Linked DNA regions of Homo sapiens: all the other regions are linked to region 3. Evidence: chromatin loops called from intact Hi-C (ENCODE). Cell type or tissue: Caco-2. All regions are shown on one strand. Each heading gives the region's core, and the rest is flanking DNA. Links, peaks and the distances in the headings are about the cores only.

Region 1 (10,702 bases), core at 2,710-7,709, 230 kb after region 3:
TCCCACATAGGTTGCTTTTGTGAAGGCCACTTAGCTAACATAGGGAAGAATCATAACAAAGACCTGAGCCTTTCTGAAACCAATCTAGAAGACAATTGCATAATAGACATAAAATAATATACAATCATGCACCACACAACAATGTTTCAGTTAACAATGGACTACATATATATATATGTATATAATAGAGTTCCCATAAGATTATAATACCATATTTTTACTGTATCTGTTCTATGTTTAGATATGTTTAGATGCTGATATGAAACAGGAAAAGAACTAAGGCCCAACAACTCTAAGAGGAATTCCCGGAAGAGTCCAAGAGTTCCCTGTTTTACACTCAGTTTTCATATACTCTTTAACAATACACTCTCACAATATAGCCCTTGGATAAAGTTGCTTTAAAAAAATAAGGGCAACTGGCATCTTGTTTAAGAAATGTTCCCATCACAGTTTGACTGAGCAACTTGGTAGAACCAACTCGTTCATCTGGAGTTGAAGGGACATAAATGAACAGATTTTTAAAATAATTATTCATAAGATGTCAACTCTCGTAACACTGTTTCTTGATTATCTGCCGACCTGAGGGGCTCTTACTACGCTCTCAGAATAATGTGTGACATGCTGACATCCAGCTGGTCAATGGTAGTGAGATATTCACTGAGTTAGAGAGAAGGGACTGATAAGTCTAGCCCCAATTCTCCTTTGTCTGTGATCTGGTCAGACACTTCATAGAGAATTTAAAGGGGTATATGGTGAAATATATGGAAAGTTGGGATTCTAAGATACTAAACATTTATGTACTAGGTGATAGGAGACAAAGGATAAATAGTGATCCTAGAAACACATAGATTCTGTTGAGGGAACTATTTAGACATTAGGTAGAATGTGTAGAATAAGAGAAAATGGTAGTCAGGCAAATTACAAGTCCCTCCCCTACCAGCAATCTAGCTAAGTGACACCAAACAAGTCAGTTAAACTCACAGAGCCTATTTTCTCTTCTTAAAAATGAGGTAATAATGCCTTAGAAGACAATAATGATGATGAAATGTAATTATATAAAGTATCTTGCCCATAAAAATATTCAAAATGATATTAATGATAATTTAAATATTAAATAGCATTTAATTTAATATTAAAAATTATTTTTCTATTTGAACTGGATTAGCAAATATGTTTTGTTGAATATTACATTTTATGTGGCTTGTGTGCTATTTTAAAGGTACACAGTAATATCCTTTAAGTACAAATTCTAATTAGAGAAAGATTTTGTGATTCTCACTAGGCAACTACAGTCATGCATTGCTTAATGATGGGTAGATGTTCTGAGAAATGCATCATTAGATGATTTCATCATCTGAACATCACAGAGTGTACTAATACACACCTGCATGGTATAGCCTGCTACACACATAGGCTGAATGGTGTAGCCTATTGCTCCTAGGCTACAAACCTGTATAGCATATTACTGTACTGAATACTGTAGGCAGTTGTAACACAATGATGGGAGAGGTAGCTGAAATTTTCCCTTCAAGCACCTGCTCAGGCACAGTCTACACCCACCCCCAGGAGCTGGAAGTTGGGGCAAATTAAGCTATCTCCTCCAAACACATTGAATACAGACAATCCTACTTCAAAATAAACATCAAAGAGAAAAGTTCATAAATATACACACTGAAGCTAGTGTGTGGAATGTGAATGGCCCGCTGCTTTGCTCTCAGCCTGCGATGGTGATTCATAGGTCAGTCGTAGCCATGAGAATCCCTCTTTGCATTCTTACATGACAGCTGCAGTGGAAGACAATCAGGCCTGGAAGTCAGGTCACATGTCTTACGGACTCAATGACCCCAGCATTGTCATTTATCCTCCTTGAACTTCAGTCTCCTCTTCTGGTATGTGAGCTGTTATTTGATCCCCATAATGACATGGCAGTGAAGAAGCAGGGAACTGAGGACACTCAATCTGTAAGGAGTTAAGTGACTCTCCCCAAAGTCGCATAGTTAGGAATGGCAAAAAGAAAGGCTTAAACTTGGGTTTTTGGACTGTGAGCCTAGTGCTACTTCCTCTTCATAATTACAGAGCCTGTGCATTTATATGATTTATATGACTCAGGTCTTCTTTAGGAGGTTGAGAGCACAGACTTCTAGGCCTGGGGTTACCAATTGTTCTGGTTTACCTGGGACTGAAAGCTTCCTTGGGCATGAGACTTACAGTTTTAAAATGAGGAAACCTGGACAAACAAGGACAAATTGGTCACTATAGCTGGTTAAAATTTTAGGCAGTGGTTGTCAATTGTGGCTGCAGAATAGAATCACCTGGATTGCTTAAAAATACTGATACTTAGGCCCATGCCCGGCAATTGAATCTGAATCTCTGGGAGTATCTATATAATTTTTTTTTAAATCTCTAAAGTTTATTTTGATGTAAAGATTGAGAACTACTGATTTAGAATACAGTATCAATGAACTTCCTCCTTCAGCAGACCACACATAATTGCCCACAATCAAGGTGGGGGAAGTGGCTCACCAAAGTCTTTTTTTTTTTTATATTGTGTTTTTATTTATTTATTTATTTATTTATTTATTTAATTATTATTATACTTTAAGTATTAGGGTACATGTGCGCAATGTGCAGGTTAGTTACATATGTATACATGTGCCATGCTGCTGTGCTGCACCCATCAACTCATCATTTAGCACTAGGTATATCTCCTAATGCTATCCCTTCCCCCTCCCCCCACCCCACAATAGTCCCCAGAGTGTGATGTTCCCCTTCCTGTGTCCATGTGTTCTCATTGTTCAATTCCCACCTATGAGTGAGAACATGCGGTGTTTGGGTTTTTGTCCTTGCAATAGTTTACTGAGAATGATGATTTCCAATTTCATCCATGTCCCTACAAAGGACATGAACTCATCATTTTTTATGGCTGCATAGTATTCCATGGTATATATGTGCCACATTTTCTTAATCCAGGCTATCATTGTTGGACATTTGGGTTGGTTCGAAGTCTTTGCTATTGTGAATAGTGCTGCAATAAACATGCGTGTGCATGTGTCTTTATAGCAGCATGATTTATAGTCCTTTGGGTATATACCCAGTAATGGGATGGCTGGGTCAAATGGTATTTCTAGTTCTAGATCCCTGAGGAATCGCCACACTGACTTCCACAATGGTTGAACTAATTTACAGTCCCACCAACAGTGTAAAAGTGTTCCTATTTCTCCACATCCTCTCCAGCACCTGTTGTTTCCTGACTTTTTAACGATTGCCATTCTAACTGGTGTGAGATGGTATCTCATTGTGGTTTTGATTTGCATTTCTCTGATGGCCAGTGATGGTGAGCATTTTTTCATGTGTTTTTTGGCTGCATAAATGTCTTCTTTTGAGAAGTGTCTGTTCATGTCCTTCACCCACTTTTTGATGGGGTTGTTTGTTTTTTTCTTGTAAATTTGTTTGAGTTCATTGTAGATTCTGGATATTAGCCCTTTTGTCAGATGAGTAGGTTGTGAAAATTTTCTCCCATTTTGTGGGTTGCCTGTTCACTCTGATGGTAGTTTCTTTTGCTGTGCAGAAGCTCTTTAGTTTAATTAGATCCCATTTGTCAATTTTGTCTTTTGTTGCCATTGCTTTTGGTGTTTTAGACATGAAGTCCTTTGAAAGGCACATTGGAGAAGGTTGCTTTCTTCAAGGTTGTAACAGCTGGAGCGAGCCCTCAATTGACTAAAGCAACAAATTGTACTACTGAGGGAGCTGCAAGGACCACAATTCCATCTACGGCCCCAGGACTTGTGTGGAAAGACAGACACTGCTTCTTGAAAACCATCTTCCATAGACTGGCATTCAGTCCCCTTGGCTTACCGCAAGGAGGAGGGAGAGGATGCCAATATGGTGTGATGAAAGCAAATCTCTGCGTGTGGGAGTTTTCTTCTAACTACCAAATAAAATGACTGCTTTTGACTAGGTTTAATGGATCTGACTTTTAAAAAATCAAAGAGTTTAGAAAGCCTCAAGGTAAATAGTTATAAGAAAATAAAAATCATTTCTGCATTAAGCTTCAAATGAAATAGGGAATGTCACTTGGTGCCTATGACACCTGAGTTGCCTTGCTCTTCCTGATCCTGTGGCATTCTGCGTCATCAGCTGTCTTTTGAGAATAGACCAGAGTTGAGGATAACTTCTCACCTATGCATTTAAAAATGGCACATCAGAGTCCTGTGACATGATTTGCCCATGGCCATTTACAATGGCCAAAAATGCCAAAGTAGAATTTGTATTAGCCTGCACATTGTTTCTGATCACTGTGGGGATTTTCTGGTTCTAAAAACAATAGTGCTGAATATAATTTTGAGAAAAAATACAATAATCATTCCCCAATAATTTCCCAGCAAACATTTTTATGTTTGTGTTTTTGTGTCTGTCTTATTATCAAATGATAGTACCAATAAGAAGATAATAAGAAACCAGGATGTAATACTTATTAAACCTCCCTGGAATAAGATGACATTATAAGTTTTGAAGCAATGGGAAAAATGACAAATAAGAAAAACTGGCCAACGTGTTTAAAAATTTAAATCTCTCTGAACATACTCGTGTGTGTGTGTGTGTGTGTGTGTGTGTGTGTGTGTCATGGTCAAGTAGCACTTAGGATCTTATGCCATCTCCTTTTCATGTGCCTTCCAATACATCAGAGGTAGAAAGGTAAAAATGGATATTTCCCAGGCTCCTTTGCAGGTAGGGTGGTAGATTCAAAATAGATTCACCCATTAATGCATTCCTGTGAGGATTTAGAGGCAGAAGTGTGCCAGATGCTGCTGTTGGCTCTTCATTTTTGGTTTTAGGTACAGCTGTGGAGATGTGAGGTCTAAAGTAACATTCCAGGGTCTCATCCCCACCTTTGTGGTTGTCAGGAGACATTTGGGCTGGAACGGTGGGGACTTCTTATTCCTTTGGTCTCAGCTGCAGTGGCGTGTTCTTCCTGATGGTGGCAGATGTATTATAGCAGCAGCTTTTAAGGACCAGTTCTGTGATGATTTAGGAGTCGTTTTTAGGGGGCCAGCCTAGAGCCTGCTCCTATAGAATTTCCAGGGATTTTATAGGCATCTAATTATCTGTGTTAAATTCCTTTTACTTAAAATATTTACAGGGGTTTCTACTCTAAATTATGAAGTATTGATAAGAAAAAAGAAAAGAATAAAAAATATAAAAAGGGAAAAGTTAACAAAATGAACAACTGGTTCACACGAGACGAAATGCGGAAAAATAGAAAGCCCCTGAAGTGGATCTCCTTTTAGGAGTTGCCCTGTGGCAAACTCACCCAAATGGCTAACATGAAAGCAGCCGCCCACACAATGTGATCCCTCTCCTTTCCCCCTATGAAAGAGATTGTCTTGTAAGTCCCTTCTTCAGAAACTTGACATTGGATTTAAAATCTCTTTTATATTTTTCCAGGTGCTGAAATACAGATGTGTAAAATTTTGCCTGTGGACTGAGACACAGAGAAAGCTGATTTGTAGTGAGAAAGAAAATTAGGCAAGGGAAAAGGAAGGAACTGAAAGAAGTAGGAATAAGAAAGTGGTGAAGAGAGTGAGAAAGATCCCCTGGTTTCAGTTTGTTCCTGGGGTGCAGGAATAAATTTCTTATTTTGCTTAAGCATGATGTGTTTTTGGTTACTTGCAAATAACAATAACAATAATTCTAACCAATATCTTTGCAATAACAGAAAATTGACTCAAAGATCACTAATTCCAAAAATACTTATTGGGCATCTTGTGAAAAGGAATTGAGGAACAGGGCTTTGAATAAGACCAAGCCTTCATATTCATGGAGAATCCAGTTGAGTAGGGAAAGAGATACTGATCAAGTAATTATAGAGAAGTATAAGTTTTCTCAAGAGTGTACACCAGGATTGATGAGGACTTGCTAAGTCATTTAGAATAGGTGATTAGCCAAAATAATCACTTCTTTATTCATGATTGGGGAAATCTCTTTTAAGTGTTTGTGATGCTTTTGTCCACTTTTCAGGAAGAGCGCCTTTTTACTAATATGACCAAATACGAGTCAAAAACTTGTGGGATAGAAATATGAAGAGCTTAACAGCAGAATCTGAGACTCAAAGTTGTGACTTTGGGCCTGTCATGGGCCTATTTACCCCACTAATGGGAGCTGTTTATGAGTGTCCTTCCTTCCAGTGACATAGATTAATTAACTCAACAGGTTCAAGTCAGAAGCTTATGAACCACTGAAAAACTATTAGAATTCTCATACACATACCTATGTTTCCTCCTACGTGGCCCTGCTTTGATTACAAAATCTACATTCAGAGATATTTATTCACATTTTCCTCTGTGAGAACTCATGCTAAGAAGATTCTGGAGAGAGATATAAACACGGTTGCATGGATATTTTGGGGTTACCAAAAAAATACATGGTTTCTTTAAGATGTTAAAAGATATTCTGTGATTTCCAGGCCTGGCTGAACACTGCTTTGACCTGATGTGAGATGAGGACTCTAATACTGAGATAATATGTGTCTATGAGAAATGCATCTGGAATCAGAAAGACTGACGGCATCCTGACTCTATTTGCAAGTTGTATGGTCCTCTAGGCCTTATTTCTTTATCTGTAAAATGATATTTTTCCAGCTCTACTCTGTGATTCTCCGTTGACCAAGACGTGACCGAAAGGATAAAAATGCAAAAACACACACTGAATATGGAAGGAGAGTATTTTGTACAATGGCTGTATTGCTGGCAGGCTCTAAATTGGTGTGAAACCCTGAACTTGAGGGAGCGGAAGATGAGCCAGGCTCAGCTCACACCAACAAACATGTTACAGCCAGAGGATGCTTCACCCTGGTTAAATACCAGATGAATTAAAGGCCATTGCCAGCAGCTGTGGAGAATGTCACTGGGATGCTGTCTGATTGCCCAATGAGTGCTATGAGTGAAGGATGTCAGCTCCTACGGGAAGGTCAGCTGCATTTCCAATGGTTCAAATGCAGGGTTTGGCTGGAGGCACCTACAGACACACAGGTGCCGAGAAATGTCTCTTCCTTGCAGTGTGCACTGGGACAGACCAGCTCTGTGCTGTCAGATGAAGTGTAGCATAGACAGCCTGGGCTACGATGGGAAAAGACAGTGAATCTAGGGCAGGCAATGGGCTATGGGGAGCAGAGGAGTGAGTCTGTTAGGACTTCTTTTTCTTTCTTCTTTTTTCTTTTTCCCGAGAAGTCTGTCCTGCCACCTTGACTACTGGTTTTTATTGTAAACTTAATTTTTTAAAAGAGTATTGGGCCAATTTAGATTTCAGATTGTGTTTCTTGGAATCCTGGTGGGGGCTGGAGGAATGGGGTAGATTCGTTAGTCGCTTCAGGGTTATTAGCTCGGGGCAAGCAGGTGGGCTAAGGATTCCTTGACTCTCTTCAACCAGAGTTGATCTAATTTCACTTTTCCTCCTTTTTCTTTTTGCTTTATTGTATAAATTTAAGGTATATAACATGATGTTTGACATACACATACATAGTGAAATCATTACAATTAAGCAATTTAACATATCTATCATCTCACATAATTACCCTTTTCGTGGTAAGAGTCGCCGTTTCATACAGTAAGTTCAACTGTAAGATGATCGTGAAATGATTTCAGTGCTTAAAATGAATCAATAGGTGAAATTTAATCCCACCAGATCAGAGCTTCTCACTTTGATGTATATATCAGTCATGTGGAGATTTTGTTAAAATGCAGATTCTGGTTCTGGGGTGAGGCCTAAGATTTTGCCTTTTCAGTTTTTTTTTTTTTTGAAATCCAAAGATCTTTATAAAGAAAATGATAACTTTGCACAACAGAATCTATGTCTATGAAAAGTTGTGGTAACTAATTTAATATTCTCCGTTTAATTAATTAATTAATTCTACCTCTTAATTAATTTTGAGGTATCATCAAAAATGTGCTTGAGAATTTTTAACTTGCTCAGAACAGATTTCTCTGATGATTAGCGATGTTGAACATCTTTTTATATGCCTGTTTGCCATTTGCATGCTTCTTTCAGAAATGTCCATTGAAATCTTTTGCTGATTTTTGATTGAATTATTAGATTTTTTTCCTATAGAGTTGTTTTAGTTCCTTATATATTCTGGTTATTAATCCCTTGTCAGATATGTAGTTTGCAAATATTTTCTAATTCTGTGGGTTGTCTCTTCACTTTATTGACTGTATCATTTGCTGTGCAGAAGCTTTTTAACTTGATGTGATCCCATTTGTTTATTTTTGACTTGGTTGCCTGTGCTTATGGGGTACTGCTCAAGAAATTCTTGCCCAGATCTTGCCCTGGAGATTTTTCCCTAATGTTTTATTGTAATAGTTTCATAGTTTGATGTCTTAGATTTAAGTTTTTAATCCATTTTGATTTGATATTTTACATGGCAAGAGGTGGGGTCTAGTTTCATTCTTCTGCATAAGGATATCCAGTTTTGCCAGCACCAATTATTGAAGAGACTTGTTTATTTTTCCCCAGTGTATGTTCTTGGCACCTTTGTTGCAAATGAGGTCACTGTAGGTGTGTGGATTTGCTTCTGGGTTCTCTATTCTGTTCCATTGGTCTAGGTGTTTTTTTTAGGCCAGTACCACACTGTTTTGGTTACTACAGCTGTGTAGTATAATTTGAAGCCAGGTAATGTGATTCCTCCAGTTTTGTCCTTTTTGCTTAGGATAGCTTTGGCTATTCTGGGTCTTTTGTGGTTCCATATAAATTTTAGCATTGTTTTTGCTATTTCTGTGAAGAGTGTCATTGGTATTTTGATAGGGATTGCATTGAAGCTACGGACTACTTTGGACAGTATGGACATTTTAGCAATAGTGTTCTTCCAATCCATGGACATGAAATGTTTTTCTATTTTTTGGTTTCCTCTTCAATTTCTTCCGTAAGTGTTTTACAGTTTTCATTACAGAGATCTTTCACTTCTTTGGTTAGGTTAGTTCCTAGGTATTTAATTTTATGTGTGGCTATTGTAAATGGGATTACTTTTTAATTTCTTTTTCACATTGTTCACTGTTGGCATATAGAAATGCTACTAGTTTTTATATGTTGCTTTTGTATCCTGCAAGTTTACTGAATTTCTTTTATCAGTTCTAATTGATTTCTTATGGAGTCTTTAGATTTTTCCAAATGTAAGATCCTATCATCTGCAAACAAGGATAGTTCACCTTCTTTCTTTCCAACTTGGATGCTCTTTATAGCTTTCTCTTGTCTGATTGCTCTAGCTAGGACCTCCAGTACTATGTTGAATAACAGTGGTGACATTGTGCATCCTTGTCCTGTTCCAGATCTTAGAGGAAAGGCTTTCAGTTTTTCCCCATTCAGTATGATACTAGTTGTGGGTCTGTCATAAATGGCTTTTATTATGTTGCGATATGTTCGTTGTATCCCCAGTTTTTTGAGGGTGTTTATCATGAAGGGATGCTGAATTTTATCAAATGCTTTTTTTCGGCATCAATTGAAATGATCATGCAGTTTTTATCCTTTACTCTGTTAATATGACGGATCACATTGATTGATTTGCATATGTTGAACCATTCTTGCATCCCAGGCATAAATCTTACTTGGTCATGATGAATGATCTTTCTAATGTATTGTTGAGTTTGGTTTGTTAGTATTTTTATTGAGAATTTTTGCATCAATAATCATCAGGAATATTAGCCTATAGTTTTTTTCTTTGTTTGTTTGTTTGCTTTTTGAGGTGTCTTTGTTTGGTTCTGGTATCAGGGGAATACTGGCCTCATGGAAAGGGTTCGGAAGTATTCTATTCTCCTTTATTTTTCAGAATAGTTTGAGTAGGATTGGGATTAGTTCTTTAAATGTTTGTTAGAATTCAGCAATGAAGCCATCAGGTTCTGGGCTTTTCTTTACTGGGAGACTTATTTTTTATGGCTTTGATCTCATTACTTGTTATTGGTCTATTCAATAACAGACCAATAATAATCTAGGTAGGCTGTATGTATCTAGGAATTTGTCCATTTCTTGTAGATTTTCCAATTTATTGGCATATAGTTGCTCATAATAGCCACTAATGATCCTTTGAATTTCTGCAATATCCGTTGTAATGTCACCTTTTAAATTTTTGATTTTGTTTATTTGGATCTTCCTCATTCAATTTTGGTAGGTTGTATGAACCCAGGAATTTGTCCATTTCTTTTAGATTTTTCAATTTATTGGCATGTTTTATTCATAGTAAACACTAATGATCCTTTAAATGCAATATCCATGATAATGCCCGCTTTTTCATTTCTTATTTTATTTATTTGGATCTTCTCTCTTTTTTTTTCTAATTAGTCTAGTTAAAGGTTTGTCAATTTTAACTTTTCAAAAAACCAACTTTTTGTTTTATTGATCTTTTGTATTTTTTTTTCATTTTAACTTCATTTATTTCTACTCTGATCTTTATTATTTCTTTTCTTCTATTAATTTTGGGTTTGGTTTGCTTTTGCTTTTCTAGTTCTTTAAGACACATTATTAGACTGTTCATTTGAAGTTTTTCTTATTTTTTGTTGTAGATGCTTATAGCTATAAACTTCCCTATTAGTACTGCTTTTGCTGTATCCTATAGGTTGTAGTATGTTGTGTTTCCATTATCATTCGTTTCAAGAAATTTTTCAATTTCTTTTAAATTTCTTCTTTGACTCACTGGTCATTCAGGAGATTGTTTAATTTT
Region 2 (10,702 bases), core at 3,095-8,094, 420 kb after region 3:
GTCATATGTCCATAACCACACTAAAGCCAAGCAAAAGAGCTAAAGAAAGAGGAACCCAATAGTGACCCACAATCAAAAAACTTAAACCTGTGAACTCACAGGACTGACAGAATCAAACCAGTCACTTTTCACTGGAATCACACTGCACTATCCTCCAGACCTTAGGAAACTCTCACTGAAGGTTATGGTGCTGTCTTTACTAAAAATAAGAAGGTGGCCTAAAATCGACAAGAAGAGAACAGCAATAATTATATTGCCTTGGCCTGTGGTCAGAGCAAGTCAGTTGGCTGAAATGACAAATGACAACCATTCTGGATCTTGGAACATATAGGCATTCCTCAAGTATTCCTTGAAATAATTGGGAAAGAAAACATTGTCAACATACGGATTTCCTGATGTCTGTCAAGCAAAATGGAATTCAAGCTGTACTGGCTTGGGATATTTAAAGGAAGTGTGACACTATAATAAACTTAAATTTTTAAATAGAGGTGCCCTTGGAGGAACATTTAGCACTATTAATTCATTATGCTAATGAAAAACCAAAGCTCGCAGGAATTGTTAGAGCCTCAGTTCCTCGATCTTTAAAATAGAAAGTTTGACAAGACCATCTTAAGTAATTCAATTCTTAAAGACTTGGGACTCTATAAATTAACTTGATAACAAGCTCTAGCATTCAATATTGGAAAGAAATCCAAAGTAGACCTGGATACTTTAAAATTGTGCATATGAGATAAAATTAGCATGCTTTTTAATTTTTTCTTCTTTCTTTCTTTCTTTCTCTCTCTCTCTCTCTCTCTTTCTCTCTTTCTTTCTTTCTTAGAGTGCAGTGGTATGGCTGACTGCATCCTCAAATTCCTGGGCTCAAGCAATCCTCCTGCTTCAGCTTCCTGAGTAGCTGGGACTACAGGTGTGCATCAGCATGCCTGGGTGATTTTTGCTTTTTTTTTTTTTTTTTTAGATATGGGGTCTTTCTCTGTTGCCCAGGCTGGTCTCCAGCTCCTGGGCTCAAACAATCCTCCCACCTCAGCCTCCCAAAGCATTGGGATCACAGCATAAGCCACCACACCTGGCCTCATAAGCAGTTTTCTTTCTTCTCAGGAATGTTTCTGGGGTCAAAAGTGATTATTATAGAAGTAATAATCATCATTAAGGATGGTTTAATGCTAAATATAAAGTGGCAAATTACTAAAAAAAAAGCTTATGAAAATATGCCTTGGAACATTTTGGTAAATAGTGGATGAGCAAGGGAGTGAGTGGGCAAATAACATTTTTAAAAATCTCGAAAACAAAAGCATATAGTCATAGTCTTTCATCTAAAGTGCTTTAGAAAATATGGCTCTACCTCCAAAATATGTATAAATCTGATCACTTACCACCTTCACCGTTTCATGTTGATCTAACCACCATCATTTCTTGCCTGTGTTATTTCAGTCTTAAACGGTTCCCTGTTTCCACTCAAGCCCTATAGTCTATTCTTAATACCACAGCCAGAGGTATCCTTTAAAAATGTATCAGATTGTCACTCCTTTGCTTAAATGTCCCTTCACCCAAATAGCTTCTCATCTCATGCAGATTAAAGCTAAAGTCCTTCCAATGCTTACAAGTCTCCTCTGAGCTGGCTGCCCACTACCTCATTAGCTCTTTCCTACCACTCTCCTCACTCACTGGCTTTGGTCTAATCACACAGGCCACTTCTATTCTTCAAACACACCATGCAAGCTCTCACCTCAGAGCATTTACATTTCTCGTCCCTCTGCCCAAATGCTATTTCAAGTCACATAGTGGCATGACTCCCTCCCTCATTTCCTTTATTCCTGCTTAAATGTCACTTTTTCCTTACGGTCTTCCCTGATCACCTTATGTAAAACAGCAACAATAACCCCTCCCCAGCTTGGCACTCTCTATTTCTCCTCACTTAGCTTTTTCTCCATTGTGCTAATCACACAATGAATATGTTCATTGTCTGTCGCTTTCTGTTAAAATGGATATAAGAACTGTGTTTTATTCACTGCTGTATCCCTAGAGCTTAGAACAAAGTCTAGGACAAAAGGGATACTCCATAAATATTTGTTGAATGAATAAATGAATGCAACTTATTTATTTGTTTGTTTGTTTGTTTGAGACACGTCTTGCTCTGTCGCCCAGGCTGGACTGCAGTGGTGCAATCATGACTCACTGCAGCCTCCATCTCTACAGCTCAGTTGATTCTCCCACTTCAGCCTCCTGAATAGCTGGGACTACAGGCACGTGCCACCACATCAGGCTAATTTTTAAATTTTTTTGTGGTGACAGGGTCTTCCTATGTTGCACAGGCTGGTCTTGAACTCCTGATTTCAACAGATCCTCCCACCTTGGCCTCCCAAAGCATTGGGATTATAGGCATGAGCCACCATGCCTGGCCACTAATGCAGTTAAATATTAGGAATTTGTTATATAATATTACAAGAAGTTAAGAGGTAATTTTCCACAAGTCTGTCTCAGTTGTTCAATGGTGTCATCAAAGACCTTCCACTATGCCATCTTCAGGGTGCTGGCTCCTGTCATATGGGTTGCTTCAAGGTTGCAAAATGGCTGCTGCAGTTCTAACCATCACAGTCACTCACAAATATTTGCATGCAATCATTCAGTTAGTAAGTAAATTTTATGAGACAGTACTAAATACCAGGCATTATTGTAAGCATGGGAACATAACCATAAACAAAACTGAGGAAGTCACTACTCTCATGAAGCGAGCCGGGCTGGAGTACAGTGGCACAATCACAACTCACTGCAGCTATGACCTCCCAGGCTCAAGCCATCCTCTTGCCCCAGTCTGCCAAGTAGCTGGAATTGCAGGTGTGCACCATCCTGCCTGGCTAACTTTTGTGTTTTTTGTAGAGACGAGGTCCCACTATTTTGACCAAGCTGGTCTGGAACTCCTGGGCTCAAGCAATCTGCCCACCTCAGCCTCTCCAAGTGCTGGGATTTCAAGCATGAGCCACCGTACCTGGCCCTCTTTATATAACTTTTAATCATGAAGAAAAATATTTCTCTGAAGCCACCAAACTTCCTTCATGGGTCAGCATTATGTCACATGAGTAACCCTCCTTATAAAGGAAGCTGGGAAAGCAAGTCTCCAAAATTTTCGGCCTCTATCATGACAGGTGGTCATGATAGAGGAAAGAAGAAGTAAAGGGAACAGCTGCCCAAGAGGCAACCAACAGTATTTGCTACAAATCATGCTAAGCATAGGTAGTCATTCAGTATCTGCTTTTTGATAAAGCATTAAGGTTGACAATTATTGCCCTGTGGCTGAAATTTAATATTTCTCTCTGAAAGTTTTTGCCTTCTAAGTTTCTGTCACTTATTCTAACAGCCTTAATCATGCAGCAGCTCCAACATTCTAACAAACATGCTTTGGAAATTCACCAAGAAATGCTGGCTTGCTCCCAGGACTAAGTGATGGCATTTAATTTGCTCACCTGGAAAGAAGGACAATTCCAGAAAAGACCATTTCTTCTTGTATTACTTATTGGTCAACCAGCAACCTTTAAGTCAAAGCTGTGAATATATATAATCTGTCAGGCTTCTCTATGTTTTCTTCAGGACCAAGCCTCAGTTTCAAACTTCTTTTGTCCAGTGTAACTGCAAGACCCACTTTAGACTCTTCACTTCGCTTCTCCGTGGGCAATAAAGCAGCAGTTCCATCACCATTGTCCAAACAGCAAATGAGAAGTGATGTTTCAATATAAGCTACTGTCTGGAAAAGAAGAGAAAGAGGCAGCTTTTCTGACAGAGCCGTTCACACTTTTCCTGCACAGCTGGGAGACATTAGCTGAATTTCCCCAGACTGGTCTGCTTTCTGGCATGGTAAATTAAAAACCCTGAGAGCCTCCAAGGTAAGCTGGATTTCTATCATACACATTTAGCAGCTAAATCACCAAAAGTCACTTTCGAAAATTCACGCAAAGCTGCATCTTTACCCAAGGTCAAGAGTTCAGCAGAAGTTAGCACAAAGGGGATTGTGGGCAGGAGGCAAGAAAAGGGAGAGAAAATATCGATAGATTATCTCTATTCAAAAGCTGCTTTTATTTTGAGGAACTTTGTGCTCAGAAAAGTAGATAGAAGATAGTTCTGCAATAAATAGTATAGGACATATATGAAAAGAATAAATAATATTTCAATGTATGTCAATTTCCATTTCTGCCACCATATTAAGGAGATGGGAAGAGCATTAAAAGAGCCATAGGCCCATCACATTGGTTCATGCCTATAATTCCAGCACTTTGGGAGGCCAATGTGGGAGGATCACCTGAGGTCAGGAGTTTGAGACCAGCCTGGCCAACATAGTGAAACTCCATCTCTATTAAAAATACAAAAACTTAGCCGGGTGTGGTGTCGGGCACCTGTAATCCCAGCTACTTGGGAGGCTGAGGCAGAAGAATCGCTTGAACCTAGGAGGTGGAGATTGCAGTGGGCCAAGGTCATTCCACTGCACTCCAGCCTGGGTGACAGAGTGAGACTCTGTCTCAAAAAAAAAAAAAGCTAGATTTTGGTCCCACATCATGACTAATTAACAGTGAGATTTTGAACATGTCATTTAGCTATGGGGCTCAAAGTCCTATCCCCTTCACTTTATGGGAATTTAGTTATGAAAAATTCTATTTCCCCAGGTATTTTGTGATCTATTATCAGCTTTTGATTCCATAGATAAGGACAATCTCTGGGCTTTTTGTTTACATTCTGCCTTATTCCACAAGGAATCTCAGGCTGCTCTGTGGGCCAACTTACATGACTTTGGTGTAGATCTCAGATTTTAAATGTTTATCTAAATCAATATGGCAATACCAGAATGGATTTTGAAAGAGTCAATTCTAATTTTAAATGGCTTAAAACCAGACTGCACCTAAACATTTTTATTTATAATTTTTGCCTAAGTAATTTATTCTGGCTCAAAAGATCTATATATTTTCTCCTATATATGCCCCAACATATAGATAAACATAGAGACAAGCATCCTTCCCTATGCTGATGATGTAATCTTACTATTATAAGAATATCCTCAAGAAAAATGGAACCTGCTGGCAAATTGCCAATTTGAATTTAAAGAAAAAAAGAATCTTATCACAAAGAGACCATACTTTTTGCATTTAGATCTGTGGTTTCTCTATTTTGTGAACAGGGGGATCTCTGGGGCAGGGCTAAAGAGAAAGAGAAGAGGCAAGTGGTTGTGGCTCCAGCCTCACCCCACCCCGAAAGAGGAGTGTTTTTGTTTGGTCATGTGTTTATTTATTAGACTTCTACACAAATGTTATTCAAAAAAAGGAACTCACTGATTTAAAAAAAAATCTGATCTAGGTGAAAAGAGGCAAAATCAGGAGCCACTGGAATGAATCTTGCCCATGGAATTTTTTGTCCTGTAATACATCATTAAAATGTTTAGATATGTTGCCAATATTTAATTATTTTACATAAAAATTCTGGATTTCTGGGTCTTTTGACAATTGGGGAGGACTGGAAACACTGAGATGCATTCCCACACAACAATGAACTGGAGCTGTGTATTAGCTGAACAGCTTTAGAAAGTCACACACTTTCTAATTCACTATGTCCCCGCTACTCCCTAGTTTTTATCCACCTAATTGTATTCACACATTTATTTCACTTGTCTCACACTTGGGGGAATTCTGGGAGGTGGCCCTAATCTACATGTATCTCAACACCAGTACATTCTGGTATGTTGACTGGGATGTGCTCCTACTTAAAATTAAACTTCTGAGTTGGCCACATTGAGTCTATGGGACAGGATTCAGTAGCTTCAACAAAGGGTTTGTTTCAGCATTTGAACAGATCCATGGACTTTGCCCTGCCTTAGCTGCTTTGAAGTGTTTTATGAAGAGGAACTGGTTCCATCTGGGCATAACTTCAAGTGGAACTAGGAGGCCGTCAGTTTTCTCATAATCTCTAAAGAGGTATGATTGCAAATCTGCCTTTAAACAGCAGCTCAGAGCTTCTTCACCCTTCTACACTGTACAGCAATCTCAGACAGAATCGTAGTCAAGAGGAGACATACTGGAAAATTGTCTAAAGCAGTGCTTTTCAAACTTGTTTTTACTACAACGTGCAGTAAGGGATGTATTCAGCCACAGGTATACACACTTCCACATGCACACACACACACTCATATACACACACACAAGTTTTATGTTACAGTACTTACCCTTAATACAAATACTCTATTTGTACACATGTACATATGAATACATATGAAATCCATTTTTTCATTCCTTAAAGTGCTGTTGGTAACCTACTATCTAGATCTCACAAATTGTAGGTCATAATTTGCAGTTTGGAAAACATAGGTTTAAAGAACATGCTGTTAATTCATCTCCTAGATTTTTAAAGTTCTCTCTTCATATTAGCTAAATTATAAAAACATGCCTATATGATATTATTTTAGTTCTCTATGGACCTGCATCTCTGAATTATGAACTAATATATTACCCTTGCTTTTCATCAGGTGCTGTGATAAGAAATGGCCATTTTCTTGCCAAGTGTCCCTTGTAGGGCAATATTCCTTTATAGTGTGACATACTGTGTTCCTCTTGGAGTCCAAGAAAAGTTGATTTTCCTGACTGGTGTGTAATCTTCTACTAGATAATCATTATTGAATAACATCTTTTATTTCCCATTTTACCGTAACTGTTAGCAAACTTACAACTTTAGTACTTGCCTGTTGTAGCTTTTCTTCACCTAGATTCTCTAGTCTTATTATTTCTTTCTCCATGTCTGCAATCTAACTGCCTTTGCTTTCGTCAGTTCTCATCTAAATTACTACAATAGTTTCTAGTCACTTTCCCTGCCTCCTCTCATTCTAATCCTTATTCCACACTGCTGTGGAATGATTTTTCTAAGACACAAATGTGATGACCTAAAGAGAAAAGATTATTCCCCTGCTTCAAATTCTTCCATGGACCTCCTTGAACATCAGTTTCAAGTGCTGTGGCTTGCACGTAAGGATTTTTTTGGAAACTAGGTTCGATAAATATTGCTTATGTAATATTAACATTTGTAATTCTCAAAAAACTTTGATAGAAAAAAGAAAAACATCTAAAGGGCCAATAAACAATGTTGATCAAATGATTGTGATATGATTTTTGGTATGTGCATACGGAAGTTTAAAATGATGCCTATATACCTAAGAATATTCTTAACTATCCAACGAAAGAAAAAAGTCTACATATGGATCTTAAACTAGCAACTCAAAAGCCAGATTCATCCCTCGTTTAGCTTGTCATGAACAATGTTTTAGATATTGGATATCTTTACATGGGCACTTGGTTTCTAGTTCACTACTCTCAAGCTTCCTACACATAGTTCATCACATTCATTTTAGTTACCTGCCAGATCCCTAGTGGCTTCAGAATTTATCGTATTTGTTAGAAAGTTGAAAGGTTCAAGAGAGGTTTTCTCACCTTAATCTGTTCTTCTCCCAAATGTTGGTTTTGCTTCTGCTTTTTGTATCCTTTCCAGGTTTGATTCTAAAAGCATCTGAAATCCTAAAGATAACAGAGTTGTCTTCCTATCAGCTCAGGAAAAAAGAAAAACAAATAAAAACTTAGGTAAAGTTTTTGAAAAAGGCGTCTCTGATGAAGTGGCATTTAAGCTGAGAAATGAAGAATGAGGAGGAATGGGCTATGCAAAGCAACAAAGGATGTTCTAAGAGAGGTAACAGCAAGGGCAAAGGGCCTGAGACAGGAAAGAGGTTAGTGTGTTAGGTCAATGTGAGCTGGACTTAGTAAGAAACAGAAAGAACTGGTAGCATGTTAAAAAACATTGCCAAGGTTGGGAACATGAAGCACTCCATAGGCCATGATAAGGAGTGTAGATTTTGTTCAACATGCAACAGGAACCCTTCAATACTTTTGGGTAAGGAGTAATTGGTATGATTTCAGTTTTTAAAAGATTATTCTGCTGCCATGCAGAGAATGGCTTGTACAGGGCTAATAAAGGAAGCTAGGAGACCTTCTAGGAGGCTACTGCAATAGAATAGGTGAAGGATGATGGTGGCTTGAGCTAGGTGACAGCGGTGGAGGTGGAAAAAGTAGATGGACTTGACATATATTCTGGAATATAAATTGTAGGAATTGCTGATTGGCTACATGTGAAGGTGATATTTAAAAAAGGACTAATTTCAGGACCATTTCCCTGGTTTCAGGTATTATTAACTGAGTGGATGATGGTAACATTTACCATGAGAAAACTGAGGAAGGATGAAGGTGTATGGCAACTGTGGCCAGGGAGCAGGGAACAGCCATGGCTAAGCATTTTATTCTAAGCATGTTCAGTCTGAAATCTATCAGTCATCAGATAGATGGGATTTAGAGGAGAAGTTCTAGTCTTGAAACACAGATTTTACAACAGATAAAGACAATTTTGAACCTTAGTCAGAGAGTATAAATAGGAAAACAAAGGGAGGAACTCAATCCAAGATCAGTGAAACTACAACAGTAAGAGTTGGAGTAAAGGAAGGAGAGCCAGCAAATACTACTGAGAAAGTGCAGCTAAAAAAGAAAGAAGAAAACAAGAAGACTCTGGTGCCACCAAAACCATCTAGAAGGAAAAGTTTTTAACCTTACTGAATGATGCTGAAAAGTTAAGGTAAGATCTGCATAGGATTTTGCAAACTGAAGGTGGTTGGTGAGTAGTAGAATGGAAGCCAAATAGAAAGGGGTTGAGGAGAAAACGTTAAGTGAAAAACTGGTGATGGCATATGTAGGGATAAGCTGAGCTTCTCAATGAGTAGCTTTGCATATCTGCATGGGCTCCTTGGGTAGCTTAAAGCATTACGAAAATATGAAGTTGCAGAACATGGTTTTACTATGTATTTACCATGAGAGTGCCTTTCAGTTTGAAGTCACGTTTTCTCTTGATTCAGTTGCTGCTAATGTTTTTCATCCAGCTATTCTTTTCAAAGACAGTTTTACAACTTGGCTGAGATCATTCTGCTTGTCGATACACTTCAGGGCCTGAGGTTATCTCAAGATGGTATGTTGGAGTCTGTACAAGTTTCATTTATTTAAAACTTGGACTTGGTAAAAGAATCTCATGAGATTTAACACCTCGCTCCCCTGGCAGGCTTGGGGAGGGGGAAAAAATCATACACAGCAAGTATCATTTACACCATTCTAACACATTCATAGCACTCTTACCAAATCCTAACGAAGGAAGAAAGAATGTACATGCAATAGGGAAGTTTGATAAATGAGAACTATATGGTTATTTTAAGAATGTATAAACAAATGAGAAAGGGAAAGATACTGACTAAAATAAACAATGTTCTTTTTTTATCTTGAAGAGATATAAGTATTTAGAATGTCAAGATCTAAAAATAAAGTGGATTCTGTACCTCTAAACAAGAGAAAATACTATCATTTTGTACCTTTCAGTATCTAAGCAGCTATTCTCTTCTCTGAAAATGATGCATGAATCACACTGGCCAGTAGAGTTGTAATGGTTAGACTTTTAATATTCCTCATTTTAGAAATTTGGATCTAGCCAGAACATTGCAATTTATCTAAACGCAAATTAAGTCCATTTTAAGATAAGAGAAGAAATTTGTATCTTGATCCTCAGACTACCCTATTGTAGAATCACAGGAACTTCAACTGGAAGAAATCCTAGACATATCTAATCCAAGTTCCTACCTGAAGAACAGAGGTCATCCCAATTCTGCATGAAAATCTTCATGATGGGGCATTCACTACCTCATAGAGATTTTGAGCAGATCTCATTAATAGCAAGTTTGCTGTTATTTCACTAATAATGTCCTCTGTACACGCATCACAAAAAGTCTCTCCATTAAAATGCTTCTTCTTCTGTGCAAATAAAGATGACAAATAATTGTTATCATTTTTGAATGTTTACATGCCATGGAAATTATTTCACGTTTCTTCCCACTTAATATTTACAGTAATATTCTGAGATGTACAAGAGGGCAGGTCTCCAGATGACAGATCATGTTGGCTGACCCAGATCTTCCCTCTCTTGCATGTAATTCTCAGGCAGAATGTACCGAGAATTCAACATCCTGAGATAAGGAGGAAATGCCCAGAACAACCCAAACTGTGTCCTCGTTTCTCCTAGAACAGGATGTTCTGCAATGCTTGAGCTTAGCGTGCCAAATGTCACCCAGGTTATATAAACCCAGGGCAGCATGCTTTTCAGGGTCCCTCAGTTGTGGTGCAACATGGGACATGCACACACGGAACTCCATCCACCCTGGGCAGCTTTCCTGAGCCTTAGGAAGCTGGCTTGCTCTGGTTTCTAGGCTTCTGTTTATCCTTGCTGCCTATAATAAATCTGTGATAAAATAATAATCTACTTTGTCCTACTTGTACATGTATTCTATCTCATCGGACTTAAGCAATTGGTAGACAGCCTTTGCAATGCCGGTGTGTTCAGCTTTGTTAGTGCCATCTTTCTTGCCTGTTCTCCAGCTAAAGAGGATATCAAACCAAATACTTTGTTTCCCAGCCTCTCTTACAGCTAGAAGTGGCCTTGGAATTCCATTTTGGCTACGAAGGCATAGAAGAACATCTGCTAGAGGGATTCTTGGAAACATTTTTTCTTCCTTTGAAAAGAAGAGAGACATGTTTGGAGGGTTTTCTCTCTGTCTTACACCCCCACCTGGTCTCACTTCTTCCAGATTTTGGACTTGAAA
Region 3 (10,702 bases), core at 3,253-8,252:
TTGAATGTCTGGCCATTTTTGATTGGGTCCTGTGCATTTAAAATATTTTTTGTTCTGTGCTGGTTGTTAGTTTTATTACTATACATATAACTTGAGCTTTCTTCATGGATATAGTTAAGTTTCACTTCTTGTTTATAAGCCTACTTAGATTAAACCAGAGCAGCATTTAGTCCAGTACTACTTTAGCTCACTACTGAAGCAAGACCCTTCTGAGTTCTTTTCCTGATACCTCATGAATTATGAAGTTTTCCACTTTCGTGAGTGGGAAAGGGGACAATCCTCAGTCAGGGTAAATACTGGGTATTAATACCTCTCATCCAGTAGTTCTCAGCTGGGATAATTTTGCCCCATAGAGGTCATTTGACAATGTGTAGAGACACTTTTTGTTGTTACAACTGGTGGGGTAGTGCTACTGGCATCTAGTTGGTAGAAGTCAGGATATTGCTAAATATCCTATAATGCAGCTCCCACAATATAGAATTTTTTGCCTCCAAATGTCAATAGAGCTGAGGTTGAGAAATCCTGCCTAATCCTGTGGGCTTGGGGTATTTTCTTCACATGCGTGTGCTGATCAACACTCAGGTGGAGTTGAGGAAGACCCTATTCACTTCTCTAGATTTTTCTTTCTGGGCAGGTCTCTCCTCTCTGGAACTCTGCTCCAAAAACTCTAGCCATCTTGGCCTCCTCATCCTTACAGTTTTGTCTCCTCAAATCAAGAAGACTGCTGGGCTTTGTCTGGGTCCCTATCCCCATGCTAAACTGAGGCCTGGAAACTCTCCAGGCAGTAAGTTGGAGAAATATTAGGGTTTTCCTCATTCATTTCTCTTCTTTAATAGATTACTATTTTACATTGCCTAATGGAAGCCATATATATATATATATATATATATATATATATATATATCTGGTTATATATATCAGATATATATATATCTGATTTTTAGTTTAGTTTTTTTTTCAAGCAGAAAGTTAATTCATATCCCTGTTACTCCATCTTGTATTAGAGCAGAAATCTGCTTTTGACATTTTTTTCTTTTTTTTGAGACAGAGGAGTCTTGCTCTGTTGTCCAGGTTGGAGTACAGTGGCACGATTTCGGCTCACTGCAACCTCCATCTCCCAGGTTCAAACGATTTTCCTGCCTCAGCCTCCCAAGTAGCTGGGATTACAGGTGCCTGCCACTGTGCCTGGGTAATTTTTGTATTTTTAGTAGAGACGGGATTTCACCATATAGCCCAGGCTGGTCTCAAACTCCCAACTTCAGGCTATCTGCCTGCCTTGGCCTCCCAAAGTGCTGGGATGATTACAGGTGTGAACCACCGCGCCCGGCCATGCTTTTGACATTTTTGAAATTCAATTAAAATCATAGCATTGCTCTAGATCAGTGGTCAAAAGCTTTCCGTAGTGAAATCTTCCTCACAGGAGTATTTTGGTTATTTAATTTTTTCAAGTAGGGTGCCAAAACTGAAAAGTAGGGGGATTTTCACATAAAAACCCAAATTTTTCAGCTATTCTTGAAACATCCTCTTTGGGGAATCTCAAAACAACTCGAGAGTACTTAAGAGTACTCTCAAGAGTATCCTTTAGCAGTCAAGACATTGGAGGGTGATAGGTGGGCTGGATTTCTTCTTCATTGCCCCCAAGCTTCACCCTTCATTCTTTTCTGTCCTGCCTTGTGCCATCCTGCCTCCTCTATAGAGGAGGCTGACCTCTATGACTGCATCAAGAGATTGTTTAGCCCTTTGGATTCTCACTGGGTTCAGCCAAACAGGGGCACTGAGGGGATTTGAGGGTGGAAGGAGAGAGTCTGGCCTCCTTCTTGCTGGTTTACTAAAGGTTGGTCAAGTTCTTCCTAAAGCTGCAGCCTTTGTCAAATGGTCTTATCCACACTACTCTCTCTTTGGATCTGGCAACCTCGCCTATGTACAAGAAAGCTGGCAAACACAGAGAAACCAAATACCTCGTGGACCTTATTGCCAGGTTAAGAATGTGACTCATACATTTTTTTTTCCCGAAACTCCGATGGGAAATAGGGCATTGCAAGGCTTGGAAATGTTTGATTGTCCTTTTCCAGTGAGTTTGTTTTTGTTGAGAGGGAAAAAGGAATGGGAGAGAGTTATTTTGAGGCATGTATCTCCAGATTAAGATTTAGTTGTATTTCTAGAGACTCTCTTCTATTTAAATTCTGTTTTTCAGTTATGTGTTTCATCAATATCATTATGATCACCTTCCATAGTCTAGTCAATTCACAGAATCTGTTTTGACAGCTCTGAACAGAAAAGTCCCTAATGGAAATATTAGATACCATCTTAACCATTTTCTCCAAGTTGTATTCTACACTCTGTAATCTCAGCTTAATGTTATTAGCTCTGGGGCACAAATACACACTCCTACATACAAGCATGTATACACATTTTTGCACACTAACTTAACTCATGCTTCTCTGTGCTCTTCTATAACAGCTATGTAGTCTGTGTCTGTGGTCTTCTAAATATTTAGTGATGAGCACAGACTATTGGTTAATTATATCAACAACAAGCCTTTTTACCAGAGGAACTTGAATCCTGAAAGAAGTAAAATACCAAAGATCATTCTTGGGTTTTAGATCTGTAAGATAAAGACAAAATTTGCCTGCCAAGATTAAGAAAACCAGCAAATATGTAGGGTGAAGAACATATATTCTGTGGATTCACTACCCCAAAGCTATATAGGCCAAAGTGTGCAATGAAGAAGGCACCACTCCATGATAGGCTTAAAAAAAGGCTGAGTGTGGTGGCTCATGCCTATAATCTCAGTGCTTTGGGAGGCTGAAGTGGGAGGATTTTGAGCCCTGAATTGCAAGATCAGCCTGGACAACATAGTGAGAATCCATCTCTACAAAAAAACTTTTTTTAATTAGCCAGGCATAGTGGTGTGCACCTGTAGTTCTAGCTACTCAAGAGGCTGTGGTAGAAGGATTGTTTGAACCTAGGATTTTGAGGCTGCAGTGAGCTATGATTGTGCCTGGGTGATAAAGTGAAACCCTGTCTCAAAAAAAAAAAAAAAAAAAAAAAAAAAGAAGAAGAAAAGAAGAGGAAGAAGAAAAAGAAGAAAAATTAATCATGGATACATTTGGATTTCAAATATTGTTCATCCTCTGAAAAACATAAACAATAATAAAAACTATGCTTTTGAATTTAACGTTTTCATGACTAAACATATTTCCCAAGCCTCTGAAATATTGTATGTCCAAAGTATAGGGTCTAACCCATGATACACTGCCAAACCAATGAGTTCCTCAAGGGGCTTGGCAAACCACAAAACCATAGTGATACTTGGTTCTTGCCTCTGTATAGTGGGGTTTATAGAACTAGAGCAGTCTCTAAGGTGCCTCCCAGCTCTCCAATTCGGTGACTCAAGGAATGATGACTGATTTAGGGATTTAGGAAGAAGTGCTAGTTAACAGAAGGCTATATACTTATGGCATTAATATTGAGTCATTTCAAGAAGAAATGGTGGCAATCTAAGACCTTTGCAGGAAACATTCTGATTGCCTGAAGTTTTGCGGAATAGTCTACAATTTGGTGTCTGGGACGAGGAAGGGAACAAGATGGTGGCAATGGTATCTACATGTTCAAATCTACCCTTGTTATTCTTTGAATTTCCATGATGGTCTCTCTCAGTAACCAACTCCATTCCAGTTCTAGAAGTTCTAGGCTGTGAATTGTGGATAGTAACTTGGACTTTCCCCCGACCTTTCTCTCCCTCAGATTCCTCCCTCAATCATTTCCAAATAAAGTGGTAAAAAACCACTTCTCTTGTGGTAGATGAAATCACTCCCCTCCCTGCTTAACAACCAAATTATTTAATAGTCCTTTTTTTAGCACTTATGATTTCCATATGATGCTCCTCCTTATGAGTTATTGAAATATATTTTTAAAGGCATCAGGAAATTGACAATTTGCCCTGAGAGTAGAAAAACAGATGGAAACCTACTTTATCACTTTGATATGCACTGGTTTAATGTGATTTCTTAGCAATTTGGGGCATATTAGACTGTCTTAATAAATATGTTTCATCCACTAAGTCTTACCAATTTATGCATTTTGTCCATTTTACACCTAGGTTTCTGTGTCTCATGTTCCCCAGAAGGCCTCTCTGTTTTCCTGTGATGATATATAAAGAGCAGAGATCTTGGCTTTTTGGCTTACTCTGTTTAATGTCACATTCAAAGTGTCATTGAGTAAAATTTTCTCATGTATATGTAATTGATAATAATAGCTGTACTGGAATTTACCTCCTTTGCCAACCCCTTAATGAAATAGTGGGTCTAACTGACAGTCATCAATGTACAAAGACCTGCCCCCAAAAGAGACAACTGGACATCATGAGCCTCCTCATGGAATATTACCACCTATAAAATATTATTACTAAAAAAAAGTGGAATCTAGATCAGATCAATAAAACACCACTTTGTTGGAAAAACAAGAATCAGAGGACTATGTTAACACTACTGAACTGCAATCAGCAAAACCAGAACCTGGAAAACTAGACAGAACAAATGCCCCAATTTCTTCAATAAATTGCAAGGAAAAATAAAAGAGAAAAGTTGAGAGGGGAGAGTTCTAGACTGAGAGAATTAAGTGATACATCAATCACATGTGTGGGACCTGTTTGGATCCTGATTAAAACAAACAACTGTAAGGAACAAGCAAACAAAAAGAATAACAAGAACAACTTTATGAGACAACCAGAAAAACGTACCTGGATATTTCCCGATATTCAGAAATGATTGTTGATTTTTTAGATGAGATAATAGCATGACAGTTATATATATATATATATATATATATATATATATTTTTTTTTTTTAAAAGAGTCCTTTTCTTTAAGGGCTGTGTACGGAAATAATTGTGGATTAGAGGACAGGAATTTCGGGATTCGTGGCAGAAAGAGTGGAGTGGGGATTACAGGAAGAAATAAGAGAGGCCATGGATTGATGGTTATTGTAGCTGGTAGTGGACACATGGGGGTCCATTGCTCTCTACTTTTTCAAACTGCATAATATTTGTAATTATTTCTGAATTAATAAAAACTTTCCTTTGCTAATGCATCTAAGTTTACTATCATACATGTTATAAAATTAGTAATTAGTGATACCTACTAATATTCGGAACTACTCAACAGTTTACAAAACAGTTAAATTTATAATCTCATTTCTTCCTTCTCAGTACTCTTTGCCGGGATAGGTGCTGTTGGAATCCCCACTTCACAGATGAGGAAATGAAGTTCAGTGAAGCTAAAGACAATGCCGCTGTAAGGGGCGGCGGACTAGAACTTAAGTCACAGAACTCCAAATTCCAGGCTCCTTCCCCTACACTAAAAAACTTTTAAAGAAGCGTAGGAGTGTGGGGCTCAGCGGCTCACACCTGTAATCCCAGCACTTTGGGAAGCCGAGACTGGTGGATCACCTGAGGTCAGGAGTTGGAGACCAGCCTGGCCAACATGGTGAAACCCAGCCTCTACCAAAAATACAAAAATCAGCCAGGTGTGGTGGCGCACGCCTGTAGTCCCAGCTACTCGGGAGGCTGAGGTAGGAGAATCACTTGAACCCGGGAGACGGAGGTTGCAGTGAGATCGCGCCACTGGGTCCTTTTTTTTCTTTCTTTTTTTTTTTTTTTTTTTTTTTGACGGAACTGTTCAGGACCTGACAAAGCAGCAGCTTTAAGAGTGGAGGAGCTCTCTTCGGCTGGGGAGATCCTTACTCTCCATGGCCACCAGATGGCGAAGGCTGCCCGCGGCCCAGAAGAGAGAGGAGCCTGCAGACCCGCGCGGAAACTCTGCTGCGGGACCTGGAGGCCAAGGGTGAGGCGTGGGGTCCTCCTCCACTCCAACTGTGTGGGGAAACCTGGGTAGAACTTAAAGTTACAAAAGTCATTGTGCAAGCCCTGCTGTCCCCACAAGGGCTTATAGGAAGGGGTTCGGAGCTTTTCAAGGAGGCAGGGGAAAATTAAACTCGTGTCTCTTAATGTGTATTTGGTGGGAGGGGAATGCTGCCTGAAATAATGCATTGCTTCGGCGGCGGTCAGAGATCCATGTGACGCGGGGGCACTTTAGGGACCATTGCTGAGGGCCTGGTTAGCATTTGGGCAGCTGAATCCTTCCCTTGGCGAACTCCATACGTGCCCTCGGCGACACACAGAGGACTCCCAGAGTTGAAGAAGGGGGTGGATGTGTGTGTGCGCACTCGCCCACGTCTCGTGTTTTACTTTTCATTTAAGTCGTAATAAGGAGAAATTCGATGACCAGCAAGGCTGGAGTCCCATCGTCTTGTTGGGGGAGAGGGGGGAGAAGAAAAAGGTGCCTGTAACTTCAGACTGTCCAAGATATCGCTTAGCTCCTGCGCCCGGAAGAAAATCCAGCGCAGGTCGGGTTCCGGCGCGCGGAAGCCCTGCGAACCCCAAATGTGTGCGCTGAGCCGAGGCCTCTAAGCGGTAGGAGAGAATCTGACCTCCGACATTCTTTTCAAGACACGCGCCGGTGGACCGGGTCCTGGGATTGGCTTACTCCCGGGCTGGACCTTGGGGTTCGCATATTTGAAAGCGTAAACTTGAGGAATGACGGCGGGGTGATGGGTATTTTATAGAGTGGGACTCAATCGTGCTCAGCAACAGATTTCTCCAAATTCCCTTTTAAAAAGAGCCTCCCAGAGCTGTCGAAATCTCCGCGGGGTGAAAGCTAAACTTTTGGAGTCGCTGTGTAGCCGGGTAGAGGACACGGCGGCGCGAGCCGGAAAGATAAGTGTCCAGGCGAATGGGAAAGGAAAGATCTTAATTTTTGTTCCTACTGTTAGCTGAATGTCCATAAAAATCAAAGGGAATGCGGGGAAGTTTTTATTCCAGAGCGTTTCCATGACACCCGCAGAGATTTAAAAAATTACATTCCTCCCCCTACGCAGGTTTAATTCGGAAAGAAGAGACTGCAGAGGAGAGGGAAGACCGTGAGTCTGCTTTCACCTAGGTTTAAAGCGAATCAAAGACGGCTGTAAAAAGGGAAACCGGGACCAAAAACAGATTTGGAGCCTCGAAACTCTCCATTGAAGGTTTGGAAGATACGTTGCTGCAGACTTGAAACCGGCTCCAAATCCGGCCCAAACATGGGCTGAAAATATGGCGCGCTAATCTGCTGCTTCCCCTCCTCCTCAAGTTCTTTCTGACTCTTCCCACCTTTCCCAGTTTCCCTTCCAGACGTCTGCGGCTCCCCACTCCACCCCCAGGATAGCTACTCTACATCCCGACAATTCCCAGCTTCTACACCCAGGAGGAGGAATTCTGGAACCACCCAGAGCGAACTCGTGCCGGGGCGGGGTGGGGACCGGAGGAAGGTCCTGCTCCGAATTCTCTCCAGAGCAGAAAAGAATTCTAGAGGCTACATGTGGGCTGCTTTCCCCCCTTCTTCCTTTTTTCCCTCGCAAACCAACAACCAAAAAGTGTTTGGTGATGGAAAGAACACCAGTGGAAAACGGCAAATAACAGTATTTCCAACTCCGAGTCAGGTCCTCTTTGCACTGCTTTTTCCTGTTTCATTGCAATTTATTGATTTTATTGTGGTTTTTTGTTTATTTGGGGCAAGAACGGAGATGTGAACCAGGACGAGCCAGCAGACCCCCGAGCCAGTATCTCCTCCCTGGGCAGGGAACACCGCCTGCACCGGTGCATACTAGGAGACCCTGGCGGAGAATGTAAACAAACCGGGCGCCGAGCCCTTGATCTTTATTTAAATAGAGGCTTGTTTATCGGTGTCATCCTAGGAGGATTAATTAGATACATCTCTTCACAATTTGGTGTCTGACACTCCATCTTAGGAATGCCTTATCATAAGGTGTTAATTGGGGCCACTCAGCCACTTACGTTTCTATTAAACACTGTGAGGGACTTTTCACAAGTACCAGGTTCTTTTTTACTGTACGATGCAAAAACATACAGGACCCGAAATAGACTAGGGCCAGAATCTGCTATATCCCGGCAGTGATTAGCACTTTGGGGCTTTCTAGAGGGCAGAAATAGGAGAGCACTGTTTTCGAAATTCCATCGCATCTCCCAATATTCGGTGGTTGGATGCAGATGTAAGGGGGCTGTTGGGGGTGTGGGGAAGGCGCTGACCAGGATAGGGGGGCTATGAGTCTCCCTTCCGGAATCTAAATCAGTCATCCACAGTACATATATCTTAAAAAGCACATCTTCAACGCTTTTGTCCTTGGCTCCCCGGTAAAGTTCGGGGCGCCTTTGCCAAAGTGTTTTGAGTAGGCCGTTCGGAAACGCGGAGCAGGAGTTCGAGCCCCCAAGGTCACGGGTGGCGCGGGAAGAACTCGGGCCCCAGAGGGACGGAGGGGAAGGGAGACAGGACAGTCGAGGTACAAGGTCCTGGCGGCCTTAATTGGGCGCAGAAGGGGAGGAGGTCTCGGCTGATTGCTCGCCTCCCAGCAGCTAATCCTCTTAGCAGCTGCATTTCCGCGCTACACAGTTAGCAGAATGATCCTCCCAGCTAGACCTTTACCCCGGGAGGGTCCAGGAGGGGGCTGGAAAGGTTTGCAATCTGGGCCTGAAGCCGTCTGCAGATAAGCCTGGCGGGACGTCTGGCTGGGGGGACAAAGGGGACCCTCCACCCCACTCTTTGGACCTCCCAGGGTTCAGCCAGGGGATGGGCTGTCCTTCGTCTTCCCGTGGAGCGTGGGCCAAATAAACGGAACTAAGCGCAAGGTGAACTGCTCCAAGGTCACTGTTTGCAGAGCGGCAGTGCACGGAACGACTGGAATCCTCCTTTGTAAGTGCCACGCCCGTCCCTAGCCTGCGCCTCAGACCGAGTCCGGGCGGAGTTTGACTGCAGCTACTGAGGCCGGCAGCCGGCGGCGGCGGGTGCGCAGCGTCTGGGTTCAGAAGAAAGCCGCAGGTGGGCGCAGAAGCTGAGCTGTGTGCAGCCCCCCGCTCCGCCGCGCCCCAGGGACCCTGAACTGGTGGGCGCTCAAAGGGCCACGGGGGTTCCCAGGGAGCCTAGGTGGGCCTAAGGATGGGTGGCCCCAAGTAAGCCTAGAAAAAAGCCCAGAGAACTTAGTGGCCAGGCGCTCTGACAGAGCCTGGTCTCCAAGAGCCAGAAGCGGAGGTTTTCGAGGCTTGGTTAAGTCTGATGTGGGCAATCGGCAGCAATCTTCCCTCCCCCGTTCCCCCGCCCCCCTCCCCCGCCCCGCCAACACCCATTGTCCAGACTTCCCAGTGGGGTAAGGAAATAGCCCCATTCCACTTCAAGGAAAAAAGAAGATAAACAAAACATCCCCACCCCCGCATGACTACAGTATCCAGTTAGAGATTCTAGAGCCTTCCGTGGAGGTAGGGGATGGGTGAGGCACTGTTAAAGCTGAAAACGATACAGGAGGAAGCAAAATGAGATCTTTAAAGCAAAGATGAAAACCCCAACAGCACAGAAGACAGAGCTATGTCCGTTCCCTTACTGAACCACATTTATTAAAAATGACTAAGACTGTACATAAAAATCCAAGATCTCTAAAATGCCTATAGGAGCTGTGGTATCAGGTTTTAGTTTCTTCACATTACCAAGTTAGGGAGAGGGGATGGCGCAAGAAGAGGATGAAATAGGAGTTTTCCTTAAACACGGTTCAAGTTAGTACATAGTAGCTGAATACATTCTTAACTATCTAAGAAGTAAACAGAATATTCCCAAATATCATGGGGATGATGAAACTCTCCCCTTGCCCCTGCAGCTGTTAAGTGATTTGCAAATTCTTTACAAAGCCAAAGCACCAGTTTTACATTATCCCAGACACCTATGTAGACTATTTGTACAATATATACCACATTATTCTATAGTGTATCTAAACACACAACTGTACACTTTTAAATTCTCCCTTTTTTTTTTTTTTTTTTTTGGTGACTCCTTAGCTTGCTCTCTCCTGAGTCCCACTGGCCACCCCAGCACACAGCAGAGGCCTAGCAAGTCTCAAGTGAGGCAATCCTGGACTAGGGCAAACATGGCTTGTTCCAAAAGCCGGGGGTTAAGGAATCAAAGTCAGGTGAAACTATCACTTTCACAAAAGCTTTTCTTGACTCCTGGGCCTAGTATCTTTTGCCCCTGGCAGAATGTAACAGCAAAATGTCTCCTTCTGAAACGGAAGGCACAGCCCTCTTTCAGAAGCAAAACACCTTAACACTCGGCTTCTATTTGCTTAAGAATTTACAAATAGAAATGAGAATCAAAGGTTTTAACTCATCTGATAGCACTGGGCACCCAATGTTCACAGCCTGCTTCTTTGAAGGGTTAGTGTCTCCCCAATAAATAAATACAGAACCTTGGATACCCTTCGAATTTTAAAATACCTTAAAGTCTTCCATTAATCTTATTTTTTAAAAATGCTAGGTTTGTTTCAGTTACCTGCAGCAATCAAAAAGCTTTGGCACCTTCTTTTAGAGAATTGCACAAAACAGGATGCATCAAGGTGGAAGGCAAACATCTTTTTGGCAACCTAGGCAAAGAAGACAACAAAAAACACCACCAAGTCCATCTGCAAAAAGTTAGCTAATTTTTGAGGTTAAAATAACTCTTTAGGGAGTTGTGTAAAAAGCATAATACCCTCCCATGCCTTTTGAGGTGTCTTTACTATACTCTTCAGCATTAATGTCCTCACACTTTATGGAGGGTGAATTTTCATTACTG

What was found. Peaks named below come from ENCODE experiments on the same cell type or tissue, not always from the same donor. Only the 100,000 strongest peaks of a DNase experiment are listed, where the experiment ranks them.
Region 1: it touches region 3 in a loop (5-fold over the local background); 3 of 110 quality-filtered maps call a loop at or near these places.
Region 2: a loop joins it to region 3, with 2.2 times the contacts of the local background. A loop is called at or near these places in 2 of 110 quality-filtered maps.

The regions. Positions count from the first base shown.
Region 1 is chr3:27,938,343-27,949,044 of GRCh38, forward strand. No RefSeq gene overlaps it. Among named protein-coding and RNA genes, the nearest start is that of LINC01967, 85 kb to the right of the region's middle. RefSeq lists an enhancer at 1,574-2,166. In Caco-2, for the core only: a CTCF peak has its summit at 5,014; no DNase peak of the experiment used is centred there.
Region 2 is chr3:28,129,340-28,140,041 of GRCh38, forward strand. LOC105377008 (a long non-coding RNA gene) reads right to left here and starts at 7,661. Exons shown (of 3, transcript XR_940674.3): 1 at 7,455-7,661; 2 at 3,462-3,739. In Caco-2, for the core only: no CTCF peak of the experiment used is centred there; no DNase peak of the experiment used is centred there.
Region 3 is chr3:27,706,480-27,717,181 of GRCh38, forward strand. It overlaps LINC02084 (long intergenic non-protein coding RNA 2084), which reads left to right and starts at 6,440. Exons shown (of 2, transcript XR_007095851.1): 1 at 6,440-6,563; 2 at 6,678-7,921. It overlaps EOMES (eomesodermin), which reads right to left. Exons shown (of 6, transcript NM_001278182.2): 6 at 9,474-10,702. The coding sequence ends at 10,591. It also overlaps the pseudogene KIAA1143P2. RefSeq lists enhancers at 6,253-6,938, 7,610-8,506. In Caco-2, for the core only: a CTCF peak has its summit at 5,782 (motif pointing right); a DNase peak (open chromatin) is centred at 5,772; H3K4me3 peaks cover 1,285 bases; H3K27me3 peaks cover 259 bases.